Regions from separate parts of the Homo sapiens genome. Here region 1 is linked to region 2. The links are chromatin loops, found by intact Hi-C in ENCODE. Cell type or tissue: mesothelial cell of epicardium. All regions are shown on one strand. Each heading gives the region's core, and the rest is flanking DNA. Links, peaks and the distances in the headings are about the cores only.

Region 1 (2,924 bases), core at 100-2,599, 270 kb before region 2:
AATTCATAAAGATGGAAAATAGAATGGTGGTTTCCAGGACTGGGGGGAGGGTGGATGGGGAGTTATTGTTTAATAGGTACAGAGTTTCACTTTGGGAAGATGAAACAGTTCTGGAGATGGGTGGTGTTGATATTTACACAGCAATGTGAGTGTGCTTGTGTTAGTTTGTTCTCATGCTGCTATAAAGAAATACCTGACTAGGTAATTTATAAAGAAAAGAGGTTTAACTGGCTCACAGTTCCACAGGCTCTACAGGAAGCATGACTGGGAAGGCCTCAGGAAACTTCCTATCATGGCAGAAAGCGATGGGGAATCAGGCACATCTTACAAGGCTAGGGCAGGAGGAAAAGAGAGTCAGGTGTGGGGGGATGCGCTACACACTTTTAAACAACCAGATCTCATAATAACTCACTCACTATCACAAGAACAGCACTAAAGAAGAAATCTGCCCCCATGATTCAATCACCTCCCACCAGACCCCACCTCCAACATTGGGGATTACTCAAGATTTGCGCGGGGACACACACCCAAACCATATCAGTCCTCAATGCCACTGAACTGTACACTTAAAAACAGTTAAAATGGTAAATTTTATGTATGTATATTTTACCACAATCAAAAAGGGGGTGTTGACTAAAGTGTGCCTTTGTCTTCCTAGTCCCTTAGTTCTCCCCAGAAAAATCATATTACCCAGTTTCACATTACCTAGTTTCTTCATTATCCTTCCAGACATATTCTATGCACTTATAAGCACATTGGAATATAGGTATTTTTTTTCACATCGATGTGGAAACATTACACGTTTACATGATGCTTTTTTTTTTTTTTTGATGGAGTCTCACTGTCACCCAGGCTGAAGTGTAATGGCACGATCTCAGCTCACTGCAACCTCTGCCTCCCAGGTTCAAGTGATTCTCCTGCTTCAGCCTCCCAGGTAGGTGTGCACCACCATGCCCAGCTAATTTTTGTATTTTTAGTGGAGACAAGGTTTCACCATGTTGGCCAGGCTGGTCTTGAACTCCTGACCTCAAGTGATCCACTGCCTCTACCTCCCAAAGTGCTGGGATTACAGGTGTGAGCCACCACGCCTGGTCTACATGCTGCCTTTTTAATTTTTAAAAACTTATTTATATTATTAATTAATTTGAGACAGAATCTCGTTCTGTTACCCAGGCTGGAGTTCAGTGGTTTGATCATGGCTCTCTATAGCCTCCACCTCCTGGGCTCAAGCCACTCTCCCGCCTCAGCCTCCTGAGTAACTGAGAAAGAATTTGTAGAGGGGTGAGTGGGGAGTGGAGGGCCAGCTGCCTTCACAGCCCCGGTACCTTGGCTGCCAAACATCTCCAGCCCTGGGTTCTGCACTCACAGCAGTGGTGGCCACCTCAGTCAGAGGGGGGGACACCAAAGCTGCTCAGTGACCAGAGGAGGGCGACAACATCCCTGCTTTTCACCCTCTAAGAGCCATTCTTTCAACAGACAGGTTTAGACTCTCCAGACCACACTTGGAATTCTCACACCAAGGAAGGCTTTGTTCTGTTGCAGGGGAAGGAGAGGGAACCACTCTTCATAGCAAAGGCTTGCAATTTCTTTTCATTCATATCTCCAGCCTTTAAATGGGTATTTGTTGAAGCCTTTTGATGTGCTTTGTGCTAATCGCCTAAGGATTACACTGCCTTGTCCTATGGGAGCAGTAGCCTCTGCCCTCCTGTATCTCTGGCCACAGGTATCTTTCTACTGCTGAGGTGCCCCAGCCCAGTCCACTCACCTTGGCTTGGGCTGCTCCAAGGGAAGCACTTCTCCTTGCTTTCCTGGGCTGGCTAATTTCCCCTCACTGTTTCAGAATCCATGCCATGCCCCTTCTGTGTGTGTGTGTGTGTGTGTGTGTGTGTGTGTGTGTGTGTGTTTGGAGGAGGGGTGTGTACAATTCACATAATATAACATTAATCATGTAACCATTTAAAAGCGTACAATTCAGGCTAGGATGAAATGTACACTGATTATGGGCTCATACCTGTAATCCCAGCACTTTGGGAGGCCGAGGCTGGCGGATCACTTGAGGTCAGGAGTTTGAGACCAGCCTGGTCAACATGGTGAAACCTCATCCCTACTGAAAATACAAAAATTAGCCAGGCATGGTGGCGCACACCTGTGATCTCAGCTACATGAACTGCTTGAACCTGGGAGGCAGAGGTTGCAAGCGAGCTGAGATCATGCCACTGCACTCCAGCCTGGGCAAAAGAGCAAGACTGTCTAAAAAAAAAAAGTGTACAATTCAATGACATTAGTACATTCATAATTTTGTGCAGCCTTTACTACTATGTAGTTCTGGAACATTTTTATTACTTCCAAAGGAAATTCTGTACCCTTTATTCAGTCACTCCCCTTTTCCCCTTCCCCCTAGTCCCTAGCAATCACTAATCTGCTTTCTGTCTCTATGGGTTCACCTGTCCTGGACATTTCTTATAAATGGAGTCATACAATATATGGCCTTCTTTGTGTCTGACTTCTTTTGCTGAACATGTTTTTAAGGTTCATCCACACTGTAGCATGCATCAGTACCTCATTCCTTTTTATGCTGGACAATATTTCTGTGCATGGATTTACCACATTTTGTTTCTCCATCCACCTGTTGATGAACACTAGTTAGATCGTTTTCACCTTTGGCTGCTGTGATAAAGCTGCTATGAACATCAGTATACATGTATCTGTTTGAGTCCCTGCTTTCAAGTCTTTTGGGTGTATATCTAGGAGTAGAATTGCCAGGTCATATCGTAAGTCGATGTTGAACCACCAAACTGTTTTCCACAGTGGTTCACCATTTTTCATTCCTGCCAGCAATGTACAAGGGTTCCAACTTCTCCACGTCCTCACAAACACGTATGTTCCATTAAAAAAATTATGTCCATTCTAGTCAGTGTGAGGCG
Region 2 (2,924 bases), core at 138-2,637:
CTTTACTTGATCCAGTCCGTCTCCCCAGTTAAGGTCTGTACTAACAAAATCATATCATAATGATCAATTTCAATGTCTTTTATTAACTTTGTCAGTAAAAATTAGTAGAATATTTTTCTGTGCTGTTACTATGATTATAGCGAATACGTTGAGTGCCTCCTAGGTGCAATATGAGATGCTTTACATGAATAGGCTGTCTTTTTTATCTTTAAAATTTTTATTATGAAAAATTTCAAAAACACATGACAGCAGAGCCCCCCATCCCCTGTACGAAAACATCAGCCTCCTGTTCTTTTTATGCACTCTTTGCAACATGTTTAATGAATTATTTTAAAGTAAATCTCAAACATCAGATTTCATCTATAAATACTTTCATCTATAAATACAATGTGTATCTGTAAGAGATAAGAACTTAAAAACACTTAACCCTGAAACTATGTCACAACCAACAACATTTACAATCATTCCTCAACATCATCTAAAAGTTCATGTTCAAGTATTCCTGACTGTTGAAAAAAATGTCTTTCATAGTTGGTATGTTCAACTCAGGATCCAAATAAGGTCTGTACACTGCATTTTGCTATCATGTCTCTTTTAACGCACAGCAGTTCCCTCTTTTTGTGTATGCCACTTATTTTTTTAGTAAACTGGGTAATTTATTGTGCAGTTTAGAATTTCCCACGTTGAGGCCTTGACTGACTGCATCTTTGTGGTATTGCTGACCATGTGCCACTACCTCCTGTATTTCTTGGGTGGATCTAAAACTTGATTGGAATTAGGCTTAATTCCAATTTTTAGGCTCAATTTGGGGGAGGGGCAAGAATACTTCCTGGGAAGTGGTCTGTGTTCCCCTATCACATCGTACCCGGAATGCACTTAATGACTGGATGTCCCACTTAGCAATGCTGAGGTTGATCAGTAGGTTCAGGTGAAGCTGGATCCTCATCCATTCTGGGGTTCCCTATATGCCTTTCACCTGAATGATTTTTAGCAACCATTAATGAGCAGTGCCTATATCTACCATTTTCTTAAGGTTGAAAATTTTGATTTTTCTAATTCTGTTGTTCCTGCAATAATTAGCTATGATTCATTTATAAAGGAGAATTTTCCTCATAAACTCTTTGCTTTCCCTGAAAATCAGGATAAATCTTGAAAGACAGAATAAATGCTTGATTCCCTTCATATTTATCCATTCTCAGTATAATGAGTTGATACCCGAGCAATCTCCAAAGATGACCAATGATGCTTTTACTTTTTATTATTATAGGCCTGTGGGAATTGCATAGGTTTTATGTGTTTGAAACCCTTGCATTTATTTTTCTTTTTGATGAATAAATGCTCCACCTTTGACCAGTGAGAGCCCTTTGAAATTGGCTCCTGTGTCATTTTGACTGACCCTAGAAGTCTTATAGAGTAGATACATTTCCAAAATCCTGAATGTTAAACGCATTTTTGTAAATATTAGAGTTATAGCGTCATAGAGTTGAAAAAATCTTAAGGATTGTTTAGTCTCCTACACAAATAAAAAGTCCTTTCTCTGTTATCCTTGTCTTAAGGTTGTGGAGCCTGTGAAAATAGTGGAAACTCCCTAGCTTATGAGGCAGGGTCTGCCATCTATGGGATATTCCAGTTGTCAGGAAGGATATTCAGTCTGCTTCCAACTCCCACCAGAAAGGATGTAATTATTTTATTTTGTGGATGCTGTAATCTAATAATATAGGTGGAAATAACATTAAGTTTTGGGGAAATCAGGTTACATGGTGGGACCAAACCAAGCTTTCATTTAACTAAAACCGCCTTTTCAAAATGAGTGTATATGGTGAAATAGTTCAAACAGTAGAGTAGAATGTAAAATGAATGTTAGGTTTCCACCTCCACCACCAGGCCTACTTTCTAGAAGTTATCATTGTTAGTTATTTTTTATCTTTCCAGAAGGTTTCTGTATACATAAGCATATATAGTATTTTTTTAAACAAAAAGGATCACACTCTACTTTTTTATTGCACTTTTTCTTTTTAACTTAGTAACGTGGATATCTTTTCATGTTAGGACATATTAGGACGTATAGAAGCAAGGACATGCTTGCTTCCCTTTTGCCTTCCACCGTGATTTTAAGTTTCCTGAGGCCGCCCAGCCACGCTTCCCATGTAATGGATATGGCTCACTCTTTTATATCCCTTTGATAGTTGCTACCTAATAATAGTACATATTAAGTTTCATTTCCTAGTTTTGTATCAATTTGATTAAAAGAGTCATAGTTTCTTAGCCTCTTCAGCTGTAAAATGGGAATGCTGATCATAGTCCCTCCTTCACAAGCTGCTGTCACTCTGGGAGGCTAATATTCCCAATGGCTGCAAAGGTATTCTACCTGTGAAGATGTTTCTTAATTGACTTAACCAAAATCTTATTGATTAATTTGTATACATCTTTGGGTAGTTTTGTTAGTACATCCTTAGGATAAATTCCTGGAAGTCTGATTACTTAGTAAAAGTTCACATGTTTTAGATTGATAGGTATTACCAAATTATCTCTCAAAAAGGTTACAAAATGAGTCTTTACATCATGCTTCCTCTGGTGCTAACAATGGAAACTACAAAACCTTTTAATGTTTGCCAATCTGTAGGTGAAAATGACATCTCATTTTATTTTGTATTTTTATCTTGAAATACAGCTGACAATTTGTATTTCTTTTTCTGTAAATTTTATATTCAAATTTTCTAGTAGGTTTTTTGTTTGTTTTACCTATTGATTTTTAATCCTGTTTGTATTTTAAGAAAATAAATTATTTGCTTTCTATATGCATTGCAATTGTTTTTTCCCAGGTTTGCAATAGTATTTTAACTTCATGATGTTTTTTTGAAAAGGTGAGGTTTGAGGTTTTATGTCATAATAGAGGAGGAATTCCTATTCCAAGATTATATATA

The links. Peaks named below come from ENCODE experiments on the same cell type or tissue, not always from the same donor. Only the 100,000 strongest peaks of a DNase experiment are listed, where the experiment ranks them.
Region 1: it touches region 2 in a loop (8-fold over the local background); 63 of 110 quality-filtered maps call a loop at or near these places.

What each region holds. Positions count from the first base shown.
Region 1 is chr18:50,783,443-50,786,366 of GRCh38, reverse strand. No RefSeq gene overlaps it. Among named protein-coding and RNA genes, the nearest start is that of MRO, 35 kb to the left of the region's middle. In mesothelial cell of epicardium, for the core only: no CTCF peak of the experiment used is centred there; a DNase peak (open chromatin) is centred at 1,396.
Region 2 is chr18:50,513,171-50,516,094 of GRCh38, reverse strand. No RefSeq gene overlaps it. Among named protein-coding and RNA genes, the nearest start is that of MAPK4, 45 kb to the left of the region's middle. In mesothelial cell of epicardium, for the core only: no CTCF peak of the experiment used is centred there; no DNase peak of the experiment used is centred there.